Regions from separate parts of the Mus musculus genome. Here all the other regions are linked to region 2. The links are chromatin loops, found by intact Hi-C in ENCODE. Cell type or tissue: left cerebral cortex. All regions are shown on one strand.

The links. Hi-C counts contacts between places; a loop is a spot of excess contacts. Peaks named below come from ENCODE experiments on the same cell type or tissue, not always from the same donor. Only the 100,000 strongest peaks of a DNase experiment are listed, where the experiment ranks them.
Region 1: it touches region 2 in a loop (4-fold over the local background); 2 of 42 quality-filtered maps call a loop at or near these places.
Region 3: it touches region 2 in a loop (2.1-fold over the local background); 4 of 42 quality-filtered maps call a loop at or near these places.
Region 4: it touches region 2 in a loop (2.8-fold over the local background); 11 of 42 quality-filtered maps call a loop at or near these places.

Annotation. Positions count from the first base shown.
Region 1 is chr12:12,703,978-12,708,977 of GRCm38, reverse strand. It overlaps Gm34696 (a long non-coding RNA gene), which reads left to right and starts at 4,117. Exons shown (of 6, transcript XR_872489.1): 1 at 4,117-4,517; 2 at 4,634-4,756. RefSeq lists an enhancer at 1-1,566. In left cerebral cortex, no CTCF peak of the experiment used is centred here; DNase peaks (open chromatin) are centred at 2,295 and 2,394.
Region 2 is chr12:13,203,348-13,208,347 of GRCm38, reverse strand. No RefSeq gene overlaps it. Among named protein-coding and RNA genes, the nearest start is that of Gm24208, 25 kb to the right of the region's middle. In left cerebral cortex, CTCF peaks have their summits at 2,411 and 2,646; a DNase peak (open chromatin) is centred at 2,402; H3K27ac peaks cover 283 bases.
Region 3 is chr12:13,051,499-13,056,498 of GRCm38, reverse strand. No RefSeq gene overlaps it. Among named protein-coding and RNA genes, the nearest start is that of Gm35298, 49 kb to the left of the region's middle. In left cerebral cortex, no CTCF peak of the experiment used is centred here; DNase peaks (open chromatin) are centred at 43, 1,685, 2,560 and 2,986; H3K27ac peaks cover 1,026 bases.
Region 4 is chr12:13,136,875-13,141,874 of GRCm38, reverse strand. No RefSeq gene overlaps it. Among named protein-coding and RNA genes, the nearest start is that of Gm38686, 13 kb to the left of the region's middle. In left cerebral cortex, no CTCF peak of the experiment used is centred here; DNase peaks (open chromatin) are centred at 635, 1,011 and 2,465; H3K27ac peaks cover 212 bases.

The DNA.
Region 1 (5,000 bases), 500 kb after region 2:
TAGCCAGCCTTCTGTGTGTATTCATTTTCCAAAGTTGCCTCGACTCTGTTTTGACCCATGCATTCTTCCACATACTTTGCTGATTGAGAAACTGAAGAACGAGTCGGAGACCATTTCTTTATAACTTTACACAGGCTACAGGTTAATTTGTTCATCTCGCTGGCTGACTCGAGCTGTCTACTGCTCTGTAGTTTGCTCTTTAATCTTGTTCTTTGTTCTCTGTGTGGTTTTTTTGTTTCTGTATTGCTTTGCTATGAGGTCTCATTATGTAGTCAAAGGTGACCTGGAAGTTGCTATGTTGCCCAGGCTGGCCTCAAGCCAATGGTGGTCCTGTTTCAGCCTTCTGGGCTCTGAATTCACAGGCATATACCAGTAAGTCTGATTTCTTTTCTTTTCTTTTTTTAAATCTGTCTTTCTCTCCCTGACTCTCCTTCTTCCTCTCTTTCTTCCATGCTGACACTGACTTAAAACTCACCATGGAGCTGAGGCTGCTTTTCCTCTTCCGATCCTCTACCAGGAAGTGCTGGGATCCTCTACCAGGAAGTGCTGGGATCCTCTACCAGGAAGTGCTGGGATCCTCTACCAGGAAGTGCTGGGATCCTCTACCAGGAAGTGCTGGGATCCTCTACCAGGAAGTGCTGGGATCCTCTACCAGGAAGTACTGGGATCACAGGCCCATGTTTCCTTCCCTTCCCTTCCCTTCCCTTCCCTTCCCTTCCCTTCCCTTCCCTTCCCTTCCCTTCCCTTCCCTTCCCTTCCCTTCCCTTCCCTTCCCTTCCCTTGGAGCCTGTCCTGGGAGAATATCTGAATTCTCCATGGGCTCGCTGGGCCTCCTCTGTCCTGACCCAGTCTAGCTCGGAAGGTATGAGAGTTGAGAGCCATTTATTCAGCTGCTACATGTGAATATTCTCCATGTTTAGGCCTTACGTCTTGCTCAGTGCTGGGCCCTACAGATGAATGTGGTCTTGCTTCTTGAACAAACTAACAGCTCTTATTGATGCAAAATCCTGTCTTGAGGCTGGATAGATGGCTTACTGTACAAAGCTTTTGAAACACAAATGTGAAGTTGGATCTCTAGTACTCAGATAAATGCTGAGCGGGCATGACAGCCCACCTGTAATCCCATCATTTTCGAGGAAGAGAGCTTCTGGTCTCTGGAGCAAACTGGCTATCCAGAAAATTGTCTTTACCAAATCAGACAATTGTCCCTGCAATTAGACTGATCAGGTAATTACATCCAAGCCAGGATACTGTGAGGGAGAATGATTAGGGACTCATAATAACCATGCCATGAAACAGGTATGAGTTAGGCCACTTCCCATCATGTGAGAATGCAGGTTCTCAGGCTACACTGCATCTCCTGGTGTTGGGCTGGCCGTTGAATGTGCATATTAGTATGAGCATCAGTACACTGATGCTCAGAGCCCATCTACTGCCATATCTTATGGAACTCTTTTCTGGTCCTCTTTATCCTGGGGACATGTCTGAGTTCTCCATGGGTTCTCTAGGACTCCTTTGTCCTGATATGTTGGAGGCTGGAAGGAATGAGAGGTGAGGTCTTGCTGGGGGTAGAAGGCTAAAAGTCCTAAATGTCTCCTAAGGACACGGAAGTCTAATTTAGTTGAGATTCCATTAAGTGTGAAGAATGGAAGATACCCATGTCAGGGTGGCTCAGTGGTGGAAGGATGGGCTTTGGAAGTCAAGAGGAAGCAGTTTGGAAACAAGACCAGGAACACATGTTTCTTAGGCTGGAGAGATGGCCCCTGAGTACAAGCATCAGTTACTCTTGCAGAGGACCTGGATTCAGTTCCTAGTACCCAACTTGATGACTTGTAACTCCAGTTCTAGGACTTACAGTGACCTCTTTGGGCCTCTGCAGGCATTGCATGAACACAGTACATAAACATGCACACAGACAAAACATACAGAAAAGGGAAATACATTTATTTCTTTATTTTTTAGGTATGACTTCCTCTCTTTCTTGAGCTTGGAAAGCTTTGAAAAACACATTTATTGTTGTTTCTTGCCCCCCTTCTGAGATTCTTCTTTAAGTATAAAACATTATTTACCCACTTAGTTGGTCAACAGAAGTTTATTGACCAGCGGCTATTTGCAGTCTTCAGGAGTGATGCATTCTGTGCTCGGAGACTTCACGATAGGAGAGAGAGCAACAGAGCATTCTCATAACAAGGCATGCCAGCTTCACAGATTGGTCAGAGCAGAAATTTCACCAGTAGAGGATGGCATGGCGATACTCCAAGTAGAAGCGACAGAAGTGTGTTGGGTGGTATGTGTTCAGGTGACATTGAAGCCTTTATCTCTGCACTGAGAGAGACTTGTATAAGCATAGACCCCTTTGCAGCACTGAACACTGGTGGGTGGATTCAGATGCAATTAATGTAGGCGAGAGCCAGCAGGAAGCACACGCGAGGAAATGCGTTTAATTGAGAGACGTGCTTTTCAAATGCTGTTCAGCTGCCAGCTGACTGCGCGCTCTGGCAGGAACGAAGAGGGATACTTAGCTTTCTTCAAGCTCCATTAATCTGCCCATTTCTTTTTGCTTCAAATCCCACTTCAAACACACAGCGGCTCCTCAAATTCATAATGAAATAAATGATTTATAATCCTGTCAGGGGCCAGTGAGACAGGCTCCCTGTCAGATGGCTGGGTGGTTTGACCAATCCAGCTGGCCATGTCAGAGAAATATGGTGACTCATATCATGGCTCATACATCTACCTATATCTACATCCATAGTCCATATCATCACCTGTATCAACTAAATCTACATCCCATTTCTATATCTACACTTACATTGGCACTCACATAAACACACGTGTACACACCTGGCTGCATGGTTCTTACCCTGTCTTTAGTTCCTTTTGGCGACATGAGTCTTCCTGGGAGAGTCCAGTGACTTGGTGAGAGGATAATGCCCATCATCCTTGGATGAGGATGCTCCATCACATTGTATGCTGGGTACCGGGTTAAATGCATCATTTATCCCTTTCATTTTCCTAGATAGGGTGGTAGATTGCATCAAATTTCCCATGTAGCTGAGGACAACCTTTAACTCCTCCTTCTGTTTCTATATCTGTGTGCTGGGAACGGGAACTGAACCCAGCCCTCCATGCATGCTGGGCAAGCACCCTATCAACCACACTACATCCCCACTCCCCAAGTCAAGTACATTATATGTGTCCTGTCTAAGCTCCTAATCTGCAAGAATGTATTATCTCCATTCATGTTGAGGGGAAAGCTGAGGTATAGAGAGGGCAAGTGCAGACACCAGCTAAAGAAATCCATTAACCAGAATGGGATTTGAACCTATGACAATGTAACTCTTTCACCTAGCTCAGTTTCTCCCTCCAAGCTTGATGTTGGTTTAAAGAAACACAATGTCCACTGTTACCTAGGGAAAAGGTTTTGGAAGTCATTGTCAGAGACATTGTTCATTGTTTGCTGGCTTCATTTGCTGGAATGTTGAGAAAACCTGGTCTCTGCTCTCAGAGTGTGCATCTGGGGTGAGTAACTCAGTGAGAGTCTGTATTGACAGCCTGCACTATGCTTATGAGGGCATGCCTTGGGTCCACAGGGATTGCAGAAGAGATATGACTGTAGCAGTACCCATGGTTAGATAAGACATTGGGGGTGTGCCAGGCAATGAGAGGAGTGTATGTGCAAGCACAGAAGCCCCAGAAAGAGCAGGGAGCCTGGGAAGGGTGGCCTCATGGTTTGTGATTCAAATGGGGACTTCTTCCACATTTCAGTCTGAAAATTTTCACACTATGTAAGAATCATACAATGAACCCAGTGTATTCTTTATCTAGTGGCATCAATTGATATCTTAGCTTTCTGTGTTTGCCACCACCCGTGTGTGTGTGTGTGTGTGTTTGTATACATTCTTTTTAACTGTTTGATGATATGTTGCAAATAATAAACTTCTCTCCTAGTATTTATTATCTACCTGTCAAGCAACAACTTTCTTTACATGCTTTGAAAGCAGTTTCTGAGCTGGGCGTGGTAGCATGTGCCTTTAATCTCAACACTTGGGAGGCAGAAGTAGACTGATTTATATGAGTTTGGGGCCAGCCTGGTCTACAGAGCAAGTTCTAGGACAGCCAGAACTATCTGATGAGACTGTCTCAAAAACTAAAACAACAACAATAAAAAAAATCATTGTGAAATATAGTATATGCAAAAAGCCTGACCTTAGAGCACCAGCCTGGCTCCTCTCTAACCTGCCTTTTCCCCACCTAAGCCTCATGTTCTTGCTTTGTAAGAAGGGGCTGACACCACCAAGCGTGGACATATACCTGCAATCCCCTCCTGAGGGGGCCAAGCCAGAGTATCATGAGTTACAGATCAGCTTGAGCTACAGAGAGGAATCGTGGCTCGGAAAAAAAGAGATGAGAAGAGATAACAAGTCCTCCTTTGTGAACTTTGGGAGACTGCTGACAGACTCCAAATAGGTGCTGAAGACCTATCAATCAATAGACTCTGAACTGCTATGCATGCGGTAGGAGCTTTTCATAGTTCTTTTGGCTGTAGGAGGGAAGGATGAAAACTTCCATGACCAGGTTACTTAGCTACTTTTATAGGTTTGTTTGTTTGTTTGTTTTTTAACTTTTATAGTTTTTAGATGATGATGATGATGATGACGATGATGGTGATGGTGATGATGATGATGGTGGTGGTGATGATGATGATGATGATTTTGCAGTGTTGGGGGTCACGCCTGGTACTCAGGCATACCAGGTAAGTGTGCTGCCACTGAGCTAATCTAAGCATCCATCATGTTAATCTGGGGTCACACCATCAGTTTTCACATGTTTCCCACTGAGCTTCTTTATGAAGGGGAGAGAGAATATGACTTTTGGCTTGGCCCTTACAAGGCAGTTGGTGACTATGAACTTCTAAATGGGCCTTGTAAATGTCTGTTCCTCTTGACTTGTTAGCTCCTGGGAGCAGGTAATTGGGTCTCTTCACCATTGCAGCCTTA
Region 2 (5,000 bases):
TTGGAAGCAGGCATTACAGTCCTGTAAGGCCAACACTGGGGGAGGCAGAAACAGGAGGATCCCTGTCATTCTCTCCCAGACAAGGCAGCAGAATCCGAGAGCCCCAGGTTCTGTGGGAGACTCCATCTCAAAAAATCAGATGAAGAACGAGAGATGGAGGAAGATGCTGACGCTGACCTCTGCCACAGAAATGAGCAGTGCCTTCCTCCCAGTGTGGGAGGTGTACAGGAGCGAGAGGGTACACGAGAGAATGACAAGTGTGAGGATGGCAGGAGGAGCAGAGACTCAGGGCAGCTGCTGTCTCAGAGGAGCCCACCCCAGGGGTTCGGAGGAGCGATGAGCAGCAGTTAAGCTGGCTTAACCACAAAAGAGAAGGGGTGAGCTCACATCTGAGGGAACACCAACGAGAGTGGCCTTAGAAGGAATCTATCCAAGGAATGTGTGAGATGGCAATGGGATGTAGTTTCTCTGAGTTCCTAGCCTCTGCTATCCTCTGGGTGGCTTTATTGACATTTTTATGCTGGTCAGTCCCAGGCTTGTGGCCCCTGGGTCCAGCAGAAATAGAGGTGGTTTTGAACAAGAACCACAATAGAGTACAACAATTGTGACAGTTAGAGTTTAGGTCCCATGGTGACACTTAGATAGGGGATTTAGTAATGATTGGTGAGACTGGATTGTGTGCTTACAACCTCCTTAGAACTGGAGTCCCTGTTGGAAACTGAGTCTCGTTCACAGTGGGACTTAAGAGCAGTGATTGGAAGGCAAGGGGTTTGAAGACAATGAATAAGGTGTAGAAGGAATTGCTGTCAGGACCCTGATAACAGTAAAATTATAGGATAAGGTAGCTACACATAGTTGTGATTGACAAGCTATGCTCTGAGCACCGATTTCTCTAGCTGCAAAGTTTGTGTTCTTTTGCTAACCACTGCTGCCTGGCAGCGTCCTGCCCTGGATGCTACTTAGCTTCTTGGCTTGGTGCTTGCAGGTCCTGCTTGGGTTCAACTGAAGTTACTGCCAGGGCAACCAGAGGTAACTAACTCCTGGCATGACATAGACTCTCAATACATCACTTTAAAATGAATAAATAATGATTCTTGCCTTGATCTGTGCTGGCTGCTGCCCAGCGGGCTGCAGAGTTGGAAATCACGAGTTTATCATGGCTTTTGTAACCTCCGTGAGTTACAAAGGAGACCGGAGAATAAAGCTTGTTAAGAACAATGGCTGTCGCTGAGCACTCGAAACTTTCAGTAATGACCTTTCACCCTTCTGAGTTCATTCTTTTTATTAATTCTCTGATAATTTCACACATGGATACAATGTATTTTGATCACATCAAGTCCACACTCCCCCTCACTACACCCTTGTCCCATTTTCATGTCCATTTTTTCATAAGTCACCGAGTCCAGTCAGCGCTGTCTGTGGGTGCACAGGTGTCAGACCATCCTCGGGCACACAGGCCACTTCCTGAAGAAATGTAAGTCTCTTGATACCACTAGCTTCTAACTGCCAAAGCTCTGCAGGTAGGGGTGGGGATTAGCATGTCTTTTTTTCCATCCCTGCTAGAAGGACTTGATCTTGTTTCATATGAGCAAGCTCATCAATGCAATGGCCATGCCATACTCAGAAGATATCTATCTCTTAGGATCTTTGTGTCCCCTCTTCTATGTTTCCCAAGCGGTGTGCATTTGTGTGTGTGTGTGTGTGTGTGTGTGTGTGTGTGTGTGTGTGTGTGTGTGTGTGATAAATGTCCTACTTAGGGCTCAAGACTCCCAAGTTATCTTCTGTAGTCTGTTTTTTATTTACTTATCTTAAAATGTTATATCCACTGGTTAGTTTTACGTCAACTTGACATAAACTAGAATCACTGGAGAAAAGAGAGCATCCGTTGAGAAAATAGCTCCATAATATTAGGCTGTAGGACATTTTCTTAATTAGTGATTGATGGGGGAAACTCTAGCCCACTGTGGGTGGGCCATCCCTGGGAGGGGGTCCTAGGTTCTATAGAGAAGCAGAGGAGTAAGTCAGTAAGCAGCACCCCTCCATGGTCTCTGCATCAGGTTCCTGTCTTGTATGAGTTCCTGTCCTGACTTTCTTTGGTGATGAACAGCGATATGAAAGTGTAAGCCAAATAAACCTTTTCCTCCACAGATTACTTTTGGTCATGGTGATTGATCACAGCAACAGTGACCCTAACTAGGGCAGAAATTGGTACCAGGATAATAGTGGTGTATTATAGCAACAGACCTGATCATATTGTTCTGGGGAGGATTGTGGAAGAACTTTGGAACTTTGAGCTAGAAAAACTATTAAATGTTGAGAGCTCTGTGGGATGTTCTGTAGGAGCTTGGAAGATAATTTTGAGAGCAGCGCAGATGATGAGGGCCTGCATTGTGAAGTTTCAGAGGGAAGCAAAAACTCCACCAGGCTATTTATACGAAGAATCTGTGACTCTGGTTAGCTGGAGCTGAAGAATAAGCTGTGCTTAGCAAGAGACAAGAACGACTAAAGTGAAACCTTTGTCTTGCTGGGATAATGGATGCTAGTAGCTGGAGCTAAAGAGTCAGCTGTGATTAGGAAGAGACCAGAGTCATTAGGTGAAACTTTCTAGGAAGTGTTTCCTAGGAGTCAGCCCAAAGAAGCTGTGTTCCAGAAGTGACCAAGGTTATACTTCCTGCTGGTGGTTGAACTTGGTAGTGTAAGAATCACCCAGGTAGTATGGATTTTGAAGGCATGAAGGGGTCATGGAGAAGAGTTGAGGCTTGGCAATGTGTGACAGGGCCAGAGAACCTGAAGAGAGCTCAGAAGAAGATATTGATGAAAGAGCAGCCCAGCTGTAGCAGAAGACTCCAGTATTTTGAAGATGTGAGTAACATGGGATGTCCACCAAGAACAGCAGCAGTGTTCAGAACAGTGGCCTGAAGCCATCTGGAGCCTAGAAGACACACTATGTGTGCTGCAGAGAGCAGAGCCAGAGAGGTGACCCTAGCCCTTTGGAGAGCAAATCCCAGACATTGGACAACAATTATTTACACATTATTTACATTAGAGTTGAGTTTTGCTTTGTTCAGATTGTTATTGTGCCCTGGTTCTTCTCTCTTGAAGTAAGAAAATATTTAATTTAATTTTACTTTTTATTTTTTACAGGAGCCCACAGTTGAGAGATTTTGAACTTTTAAGGATTTTGGATTTTTAAAGAGACTGAATTTTACAATTTGTTTGAATTCGTGAAGACTGTGAGATTTTTAAAATTACTTATGTCTTTATTGTGAGATCTTGGGGTTGTGGCTTAATAGTAATGTGTTTGTGTGCCATCTTGAAATGGGGTCCTTTGTACTGGCTAATTTCATGTCAGCTTGACACAAGCTAGAGTCACTGGAGAAGAAAGACCATCAACTGAGAAAATGCTCAGACTGCAGGGCATTTTCTTAGTGGTTGATGGGGTTGGGGTGGCATCCCGTTGTGGGTGGGACCATCCCTAGACAGGTGCTATAAGAAAGCAGCCTGAGTTCGCCATGCAAAGCAAGGCAGGAAGCCCCACTCCTCCAGGGCCCCCTGGAGCATCAGCTAAGGCCTACAGGTTCCACCCTTGTCTGTGTTCCTGTGCTGACTCCCTTCAGTGATGGAATGTGATGTGGAAGTGTAAGCCAAATAAGCCCTCCCCCTTCCAAGGTGCTTCAGGTCATGGTGTGTCATCGCAGCAATAATAATCCTAAGACAATATGTATTTTTGCCTGTGTGCCATATGCATGCATGCAGTTCTTGCAGAGGCCAAAAGAGAGCATCAGATCTCCTGGAACTAGAGTTAGAGACTGTTGTGAGTCTCCATGTGGGTGCCGGCAACTTAACTTGGATCCTCAGGAAATCAGCCAGGGTTCTTAATTCCTAAGCCATCTCTCTCCCTCAGCACTTGTCAGTGGGGCCATGGTGGGTGCTGATGGGGAGATCTCAAACCTTCACTACTTCTGTCTCCTGTGCTTCAGCCTTCATGCAGTTGTGACTGTCCTTATTACAATATGCAGTGAGATAAGAGGCACCCCCTTGCTCTAGTGGCCATCCATATCCCAGTTGCATGTAATAGTCAAGGCCCTGTGTGGTCAAAATCCTGTTCATCTCCTATTCACTCAGTCACTGCTGGTTTGCTTGTCTTGTCAGTACTTTCTAAACGCCACAACATATTCACATGTTCAGCATTTCCATGTCTAGGCCTATGACCAACCAAGCATATTGAAAACAGGAACTCAGACATTTATACACCGGTGATCCTAAAGAGCATTATCCACAATAGCATTATATATATATATATATATATATATATGTATATATATATATATATATGCACATACACACATATATATATATAACCGAAATGAAGTTAAAAAAAAGTAAAAATGAAATGAAAGTTTCACGCAAACTCCCAAAGAGCCATCAGAATAGGTACTCTCTAACAGCAGCAGGGATGGCTACAGCTTACTGTGAATTTATTAAAAGACATTGAGTTGTCACCAGGTCAGGGTGACACACAGGGCATGTGCTTTACCACTCAGCAAAGCTGTTATGGAAATGAGCCTTGAGCATGGGTTGCTGGGCCAGCACACAGCATCCCCTGGGCTTTGGCACTTTTTTCCCCCCACTACATTCTTACAGAATGGCCACCCAGGAGTGGTTGCTCCTCCCAGGGGACATCCCAGGGCTCAGCAATGGAGAGAAGTGGGAAGGCAAGTACTGCGACCTCTCCCCCCATGAGTAAAACCATACTTCAGGGAAGGGTGACTCTAGGTCTTTGTGTAAGCGGAGTGGGGTTGGAGTGGGAGTGGAGGGGTGGTAACCTTAACCCACAGGGCCCAGTGATTTGGAGTTAGCTTGACTAAGGCCTCAGCTTCTCCAGTGAAACAAAATGACCTAAATATTTCCTACATATCGATGTTTCTCTGTCTCTGTCTCTCTCTTTCTGTCTGTCCATCCGTCCATTCGGCTCTGTGTATGTGTGTTTGTCTTCTGTC
Region 3 (5,000 bases), 150 kb after region 2:
TGAAAGCAGGCTCTTTCCAAGGAGAAAGCTAAAGACTTCAACCCAGCGTGACAAATCAGAGCGTGAGTGGCACGCTGAACACAGGCACAGTTTCTCAGTCTGCCCAGAAAAGCAGAGGCTCATGGAAAGAGACATGCAGGGTGAGGTCCCGATCTGGTTCCAATCTCTACCCCTGCTGACAGCTGCCCCCCTGACCCCCAAAGACAGCTCCACCGTCTGTTTGGAGCCTCAGCATCTCTAGGAGTGAAATGGACTTGCTCAAGTTTGCTTTTAGGAGATGTGTACAGAGGAGACTGTGTAAATGCTCAGTACAGCTAAGTACCAAGTCCAACTTTATCTGTTACTAATACGGCAGTCTGGGATGGCGAGGATTTAGCTGTGGGTGTTTGTTTGTTTGTTTGTTTGTTTGTTTTTAACAACAGATTTCTGGGGTGTAAATGACAAGAAACCTGAGGAAAGTGGTGCCTCTTCCACAGGGTGAAGCTTTCATAGCAGCCCACGGTACGGTTACAGCATCAAAAGGGTGGAGTGTGGGAGGTGTGACGGTTAACCCTGAGCATCAACCTCACAGAATCTACAGTCACCAGACAGACAAGCTCCAGCAAGTCTATGAGGGGCTTTCAAGGTTGGGTTAATTGAGGTGGGGAGCCCCTTAACTGGGGGTGGCACCATCCCATGGACTGAGGTCCTACACTGACCAGAAAGGACAAAACAAGCTAAGCGCCAGCAGTCCTCTCTGTCCATCGGATTGCAGGTGACCGGTTACCTCGTGCTTCTGCCACCATGATATTCCCTACTGTGGTGGGCTGTACTCCTGAACTGTGCACTGAAATAAACCCTTCCTAAGATGCTTTTGTCGGGTGCTCTGTCCCAGCAACACAGGCTGTGTTCTGCACAGATGCCCTCATCTGAGCACAGGGAGCATGATATAGCTAACTATGGTGATGCTCTCCTGGGATCAGAAATATACAACTCAAAGAACACTGCCTGCGACTTGAAGATCCCCTCCTCCTTCCTTCTCATCCCCTTGTCCTCCTTCTCTTTCACACACTCTTCCAAGCCTCTTCTTCTAGATCCTCACTAAGATGCTTCCCCGTTTCCCTTGAGGGGTCCCTTTTAGAACCCCATGTCTGGGTTTCCAGGTCCCCATAGTCCCTGCTTCACTGGCCTCAAATGCTTTCCTGTCACCAGCACTCACCATCCCCAGTGCTTGCAGCCTACAAAGTTTCTGTTTTCCTTGCCACTTGGTGTACCTGGGCAACTGGAGCTAGTTTCCAGGAGCTGCAAGGCCAGAGTGACCCTTCAGACTGGATGGCCATGGTAGGCAGGATGCCTCCTCCCACAGGAGTGCCCTCGTTGGCTTTGCAGCTCTGGAGCTCCAGCAGAACTTATTGAGAGGCAGTACACAGATGTGGTGGTCGCTCTGGACAATGGTAAGGCAGGCCTCGGCTCTTCTTTCTGTTTACGAGATGGGTCCAGCTCACCCTTGTGCACCAGGTCTGCTGGCTTCACAACAGCTTTCCTCACTGAGCTGCTCTACAAACCAGCCCTGCTCAGAGCACCTTCCTCCTCCCTCACATCCATCCTTTCTAGTCTCACCTGAGCACTGACACCTCGGTAAGATGAAGCAGCACTCCCTCCCTTCCAGAGATAACTAATCACTCGCTTCTCTCTGCAGCTCTGCTTCTATTTCAAGATTCTCCCACAGAGCACTTAACACACTGCATTCTAATTGTCTCTTTCCTGGTGCCTGGAGCTCTTTCAGGAAGGGGTCTGCACAGAAAAATTATATGCTACTTCTATTTAAGCCCTAACCATGTGCTACGTATTCCATGGCCATGACTGGTTACTAAGCCTGATTCCAGCTTATGTGAAGGAGGACACCACAGCTCAGAGGGACACAGTGAGGACACTACAGCTTGGGACTCACTCAGGCTGCCACTTTCTCCAGTAAGCATCTCTTCTACAGCCCACCCCACCTTCCCTGCACAGGTTCTGGGTTGCAGTCTGCACATCCTCTGGTAAGAGTGGTCCAAGCATCCAGGGTGGGAACGCTTGGCAGCTGGACATCAAATGTGCCCCAACTTGTCCTGGACAGTGGACAAGGGCAGACATGAACAGAACAAGCCCTTTCCTCTTCTGGGGGAGCTGTTATCTATACTGACCCTTTTCTGAGGCCACGAAATAAATTCCTTCTGGAGAGGAAGTCTTGCCCCACTGTTTTTTCGTTGTTCGTTACGCGGCAAGTGTTAAAATTCGTTTTCAGGATCTGTTCCCAGACGCCCGAGTGGTTGTGTTGATATGCCATCAATTGTGTAGAGTATCAGGTACCCAGACTATTTGCTTTATGTAATGGTTGTGTGGGCTTCTTGTGCACTCTCTGAAAGAATGTTCCTAAAAGGGTCATTTTTTATTTCCTGAGGTGCCTCCCCCACCCCCCCAATTGCTGGAAGGTTTGGAAATTGCTCCTCCTCCAGCTCCATCTTCATTCTGTGCAAATGTATTTCCTCATGTCACATCTCCCTGACACCTCCGGTCTCCCCCGGAGAAGCAGACCCTCCTCTAGCCTCCCACGTGCCTTATGTCTCTCCAGGAAAACCTCCGCAACTCAAAACCAAGTTGGAAGAAACATACTCCCTTGGTTTTTCTCCTTTGTAAACAGATTTGACATAGTGAAGGGGGAAGAACTGGACCCCCACGAGGAAGAGATATGCCATGAGTTTTCTGAGATACTTGGGCAAGTCATTTACCCCTTCTGTTCCTTCTAAAGTGAGGGATGAAGATTCTGAGACTAAGAAGTAGGAGGGCCTGGGGTCAGGAGATTTCATGAGCCAGGTTTCAGAGAATTGGATGGGGGAGAGCTTCTCAGAGTCCCTGCACTGCTGGAGAGACACCAATAGCTATGAGGGTGAAGCTGCCTCTGAATAGGCTGTACATAGAAATCCAGTCTAAGGCAGGCAGGAGCAGGTGACCACCAAGCCTCATTGGCTTCTGTCTCTGGATATCTGGTTCATATGGTCAGCAGTTTCTGTCACGCAATGCAGCTGTTCCCTCACTTTCCAACCACCTGCTCCCATTGAGCTGAGCCTGTCACCCAGTGCAGACACACACTTGTCGTTCCTGCTACTTGGCTTCTCCAGTGAGACACTATAGGTCTAACCTGAGCATATGCCCTTAAGGCTTGTGGCTCTCAGCCACAATCTGACCCCAGTGAAGGATGGAAAACGGAGATACAAGTACTTCCCAAACATGGTTTCCTTACTCTTAAAGTACCTGGCTGTAAGGGGGGGGGGGGGTCAGAAACCAGATGAGAGGAGATTTTTTTCCTCTGGGTTTTCTTTGAATATTATGTATTGCCGACCTAGAAAAGACCCCCATTGCTTAGCCTGGAGGGGATTGCCTGAGCACATGTGCTTTAATTTAAACCAGCTCGTGTGCTGGTTCCGCTGGTCTGCCTTGAATACTGCCCATTTCTGCTCCTGCTGGGGGAAGCACTCCCTGAACCTCTGACAGAAACTGTCCCCACTCCCAGCACATGCCCGCTGGGCCTTTCCATACATGCTCTTCCCACCTCCACTGTGTGAAAGAAAGCAATACAGCCGCCAGTGCTAACCTAAGTGACTTCCTCTTTAAACTTCGGATTCTACCTTGTGAGTGTGTGTCTGTCTGTCTCTTCCACTAGACTGGGAACTCGCAGAGAGAGAGAGAGAGAGGGCTCTACATGATTAGTCTGCATATTCTTGAAGCTGATGATCGTATCTGCCTCCCAGCTGGGGCTCTGTGTTGGTTGAATGAATAAATGTTGACAGACACTGGCTACTTAAAATTGTAACCAGAAGGAGAAGTTAAACATGCTGAGTGATGTTCTCCTCTTTGAAGATGATTTCCAGGAGGAGGGGTGCACACCCAAGAACACTTCCAGGAAGATACAACTGGGAGCTTGTTGCTATTTGTCTTTCTGAATCCCATTATTAGCCCCAACACGACGCTCTCTGAGTCTACCCATTTTCCTTGTAATGAGTAACTCAGTTCTTTATAAGTAAAACTCCATAATGGCTATTCTGCATTTTCTTTACCCATTCATCATCTGATGGGCACCTCGGTGGATTCTACAGTGTGGCGATTGTGACTGGTGCCACAGTATACAACGTTATGCAGCTGTCTCCATAGTAACCTGACCTAATTCTTTTCTTTCCTTCCTTTTTCGTTGTTTGACAATCTCAAGGTCTTTTGAGGGAGGAGTGGGGGTTATTTGTTTGCTTGGTTGTTGTTGTTTTGTTTTCTTTTGTTTTGAATACTGAGTTGGACTGGGGCTGAAGAGGTAGCCTAGCACTTAACTGCGCTTAACTGCTCATACAGAGGACCTGAGTTTAGTTCTGAGCACCCAGGTTTGGGGTTCCAATAGCCACTTCTGGCCCTTGCAGGCCTGCACTCACACAAACACACACACACACAATCACACATATGCACACACTCACACATACACACACTCATACACACACGGATACACACTTGTAGACTTACACACATATGCACACACACTTACACATGCACAGACACACTCACAGACTTTCACACACACTCTCTTTCACACCTATGAATACACACACACACACATGCACAGACACTCACACATGCACACTCTCACAGACTTTCACATACTCATACACACTCACACATGGATGCCTACTCACAAGCTTACACTCACTCTCTCACATGCACACACTCTCACACACTCTTACATACACTTACACACATGCACATACATAATCCCACACACACACACACACAAACTCACACAAACGCTCTCTCTGCCCCCCCCCACACACATATCCACACACTGTCTCTCTAATGCATATTTAGTTAAATAGCAAGAAAGAACTACCTACTGGTTCAGGGACCATGATGAACATGTGGAAATTTGAAACCGATGGAACATTGCTCTGTTTGTGTGTGTGTGTGTTTGGTTTTGTAGTTGTGTTTTGTAGTTGTATGTGTTT
Region 4 (5,000 bases), 66 kb after region 2:
GGAGATTTATTATTATTATTATTAATTATTATTATTATTATTATTATTATCATTATTATTTTGTAAATTGCTTGCCACACATGCTTGGGGACCTGAGTTCAATCTCCAGAATGTGTGTAAAAAGGCAGGAGTGCATGCTTGCAATTTCAGGGCAAGGGAGGGAGAAGTGGGAGGATCCTTGTAGTGTAGTGGTCACCCAGCCTAACCTTATTGGTATACTCCAGGTCCCAGAAAAAGGTTCTGTGTGCCCCCCTAAAACAGGACTAAGCCATTTGTGTGTCTGTAATCCCAGCACTTCAGGGACAAAGGCAGAAGCAAGTGCAGGCAGATCTCTGTGACTTTGAGGCCAGCCTCATCTATGTAGCAAGCTCCAGGCAAGCAAAGGCTGCGTAGTGAGACTGTCTCAATCACAAATGGGATCGTTGGAGAGATGGCTCAGCAGTTAAAAATACTGGTTGCTGCACAGGGGACCTGGGTTTGGGTCCCAGTATCCACGTGGAAGTTCACAACTATTTGTAACTCTTCTTCCAAGAGATCCTATGCCCCTTTCTTACTTCCATGGTCATCACACACATGTGGTACAACAGATGTACATTCAGGCAAAACCCTCACATAAAATAATCTACAAAAATGCTTCTAAAAGTGAATAGCTCTTGAGGCATGACATCCAAGATTTCCTTCTGGCCACCACACACATGTGAATGCAAACCTGTGCGATACTCTTGACCACGTGCACACTGTAACTACAATAATGTCCCAGTCTGTTAGTGAGAGTTAGAACATTTTTCTAAAGTCATGGAAAATCTAAAGGACAGATGCATTCCATTTTGTCCACCCCACTCAAAAAAAAAAAAAACCCTAGAAAATAAACATCCCTGCTTATCTGTGACTATTTGTGCAACTGGATGCCTTTGCAGAAAGATCCTGCAAGGATACACAGAGGCTCTAAGCTGTCTGTGAGTCACCCATGCCTGTGCGTGGGCTTCGGTGTATTCACTAGACCTCTAAATATATACATGTATTTCGGGAATGCGACATCTGGTTCATAGAGTAGATCCATTTTCAACATTGTTAGATATTGGCAACTTGTCCTCCAAAGTGGTTGTGTGCATTTGCAGCAATCTAATTGAGTTCTCCTCGCTCCACATCTTCACCAACACTTGATGTTATCAGAGCTTTCAAATTCTTGCCAGATGCACAGATGTAAAAGGCGACATTCTTTGGTTTTCTGTTTAAGAACTGCCAGTGGAGGGGCTGGGGGCATGGCTCAGTGGCAAAGTACTTGATGTATAAGTGTGAGTCTCTGCATTCTAATCTCCCAAACCCACATGAAGCTGCATGTAGTAGCATGTGTGTGTAACCTCCATGTTCCTGTTGGGAGGCTGGAGGCAGAGACAAGAGAGCCCCCTGAAAGCTCACACCAGCTAGCCTGCCATATGTAGTAGTGAACAAAAAATAGTGTCCCTGCGCCAAACAAGATGAAAAGTGAGTACAGACACCCCAGGTTGTTCTTTGACTCCCATACATGTACCATGGCATGCATGCCCTGCATACACACACACACACACACACACACACACACACCCCACTTGATTGAGTCCCTCTTCTGTGCACAGTACACACATACCACACCAAGATGTCTAATAGAAAATCAATTATTAGCCTTTCAGTTATGCTTGGTGGTGTACATACTCACAATACTCACATACTCAGAAGGCAAAGGCAGGAGAAAATGGCTTCAAGGCCAGCTCGAGCTATGCAGCAAAATTATGCCAAAAATAAAAAAGGAAAAGAAAAAAAAAAGACAAAAAACCCCAATTAACTAACTAAAAATAAATAAATAATATAATTACACGCTTTCACAAATTACTCCATAATACAATAGCCTAAAAGAGAGAAGTTTACTATTTATTTATATAGAGATGGGGGTCTCACTATGTACAGCTCTAGATATCCTGTAACTCATCTTGTAGACCAGGTTGCCCTTAAATTTACAGAAATCCATCCACCTCTGCCTGCAAAATGGAGGATTAAGGCAGGTGCCACCATATCCAGCCTAAATTGTTGTTTCTATTGGACATCTATCTTTCTTGTTGGTTCATTTGATTAACAAAATATCGAACTGAGGGACCGAATGGATTATCTCTGGCTTCTTTAACGGGACAGCATCTGATGGTTATTTTATCACTGTCCATATTTAACAGCCCTTCCTTTCTCTCCTATCTTTTGTGAGAGAAAAATGATTTGCCGAGTGTGTGCTCTTGTTGGAAATCCACACCAAGACCAATAGACGAACATCAGCTGGCCTTCCCTGTTGTCACAACACAGCGGGAAGCACAAGGGTGGGCTGCAGTTCCTGCTTGGCAATGTTGGACAGGCCAGGCAGGACCAGGCTGCTGCGTGTCCTGCTTGTGCCTGATCCTGAGAAATCCTCTACTTCTTCCTCAGCTGCTGTCCTTATGCAAACTCCTGGCATCCTCTACCCAAATCCCTTTGGTTTAACTTATCCAGAGTCTCAGTGGCTCTTGGCAGGAGCGCTCACTCACACAGAAGCTTGGATATGTTTCTCCCCACAGAGGCTGAGATCCTCAACTGTGTGACAGGTAGACAGACAGACCAAGGTCTCACGCAGGTGGGAACAAGAACATGACCTCAGGTCTCTCTATAATTGTTCCCACCACTAACTTTTTTCTTTTTCCAGAAAATTTCCAAGGCTCCCTAAAGGCTTCTAATCCATATCCTTTGACCTCCTGATTCTGGGTCCTGTTACCAACTCCAGGAAGCTTCAGAGCTTTGTCTCCTCTGTCAACCTCACTGAGCCTGGATGCCTGTCTAGTCTGGACAAAACCTGAGCTCTCCTGCCAGGTTGCCCTGCTACTACCAAAGGCATCAGAAGGCGGTTGCAAGTTTCTGCTCAGCACTCTTGTGTTTCTGCCCTGTCCCTCTGGCTCCACGCTCTTCCCAGGCACACTGGCTTCCCAGGCATTTATCAGGGTCTGTGTATGTTTTTCTTGTGTGGGATTTGAAATGATTTCTTTAAACAAGGTCTGAACTAAGATTGATTTCCTCTCTTTATTTAGAGTGTTTTGTTTTGTAATATGGTTCTTTTAACAATCTAAATTGTGGGAACTAGGGAGAGAAAAAAAGAGAGAGAGAGAATTTTCTGACTCCGTATAAATATAAATTACTTTATCTGCCTTTGAAGACTTCCATGTCTTTTCCTTGAAAGGGTTAGAGCCAAATTCTTTGGGGGTCCCTTTCTTGTCAGAACTGTTATGAACAGAATGATAGCCATCCTAAGACTTGCATGTAGGGCTGGGAATGAGACAATCTGGGTTCTTTGCGGCGCTGTCTGTTTTTCTTTCAAAGTACAGCTGTATCCATTCATCAAAACTTCACAACATAAAGTTTCCTTTAATTTGATCTTCATGGTAGCCACAGAGGTGAAGAGGCAAACGAAAGCCCTCCAGGCACCAGAGGAGGTTTGGCTTCCTGGTCAACTCAGTCGCCAACTCACCAAGTAGCTCAATCATTTGTAAGTATATTTAAAACTATTTCTGCATACCTACTATGTGTCAGGTTCGAAGTCTATATAAGCTATTGTGAAATGATCTATTAAGCCTTCCTTGCATGCTAAAGGAACCACCCTGCTCTGGTAAGTTCTGCTTATACTTGAAGGCCTCCCACGATGGGAACTTGTCATCTGTGATGACATTACATTCCACAGAGGATGGCTCATACTGCTTGCATCCCCCTTTACACAAGACTGACCCCATCTAGTGTTTGTCACTATGCAACCCAGCACATACACAAGCATGCCCCCCACCCCCCACCCCCGCTCTGATGGGAACGGTCTGTGCTTGTGTGTGAGTTGGAACATGGCTTCAGAATGAGCTCCAGTTTGCTGTTCATTTATCCTTGGGGACGATGATCACAAAGATGACCTGACAAGGCAGCATGGGTAAGGACCCGGTCATCCTTTATCCCGTGTCTAAAAACTTAACCAACACGGCATTTAGCTGGCAGTCATGTTGTTCCTACTGACCTACATGGGACTCAAACAGATGAAAAGTTTCTATTCCTCCCTGCACTGCTTCCCCCTGTCTCTCAGACTGGATGGGTGGGCAGATGCTCTCGTACACAGCTGCTGTGGAATTTTCTCAGGCGAGGCTTCCTCCCATCCTTTTCAAAGGGCTGTGGACTCTGACTTCGTGGTCACAAAATGTTGGGTTCAATGTGCATCACACTCATATTGGACCATCTAACAGTTCTTTGTCCAAGTATCAAAATTCTTGTAGATGCCGAGCCCAGGAAAGGCCCTGTCTGGCTTCCTTTGATTCATCAAAAAAAAAATTGATGCAGCTGTGTGCCTTTCTCCAGCATGTCTATAATGAGATGTGGCCCATCTTGTCAAATAGTTAGCTCTAGTGTACACTTATTTCTTCTACTAAATCTTCCTGATACCCAAGCCCAGGGAGCCCAGGAAGAAAAAAAGAAAATTTTAAAGCAACTTATTAGGTGGTTGCTCCCAGGACACAGTGCTCTCCTTGCTTTCTTCCCAGGTACTTGCCAAGCATCTGTTTCCTTACTCACTGATTCCAAATAGGGTGAGAATGACACTTCCTGGACTATGGTTGCGTGAGATCAGGGGACAAGAGGGTCATGGAAGGATGGAGAAAAGTGGGTTGCAACCAGAGATTGGAACAGGCCCCTCTCTCCTCCCTCCCTCCCTCCCTCCCTCCCTCCCTCCCCTCCCTCCCTTCCTTTTCCTTCCTTCCTCCCTCCCTCCCTCCCTCCTTCCCTCCCTTCTTTTTTTATAATATGGATTCTGGAGAATTTCTTGCTGGAAAGATAAGTACTTAAGTGGCTGAGCCTTCTCCCAAGCCTTTTCTTTCTCTTTATTGTATAAGTTTTACAAAATAACCATTGTGCGAGGTCAGACAAGCTGTGAAGCTGACAGCCTCAGTCTTCAGTTTCTATTTGTAGTAGCATTGCCGCCC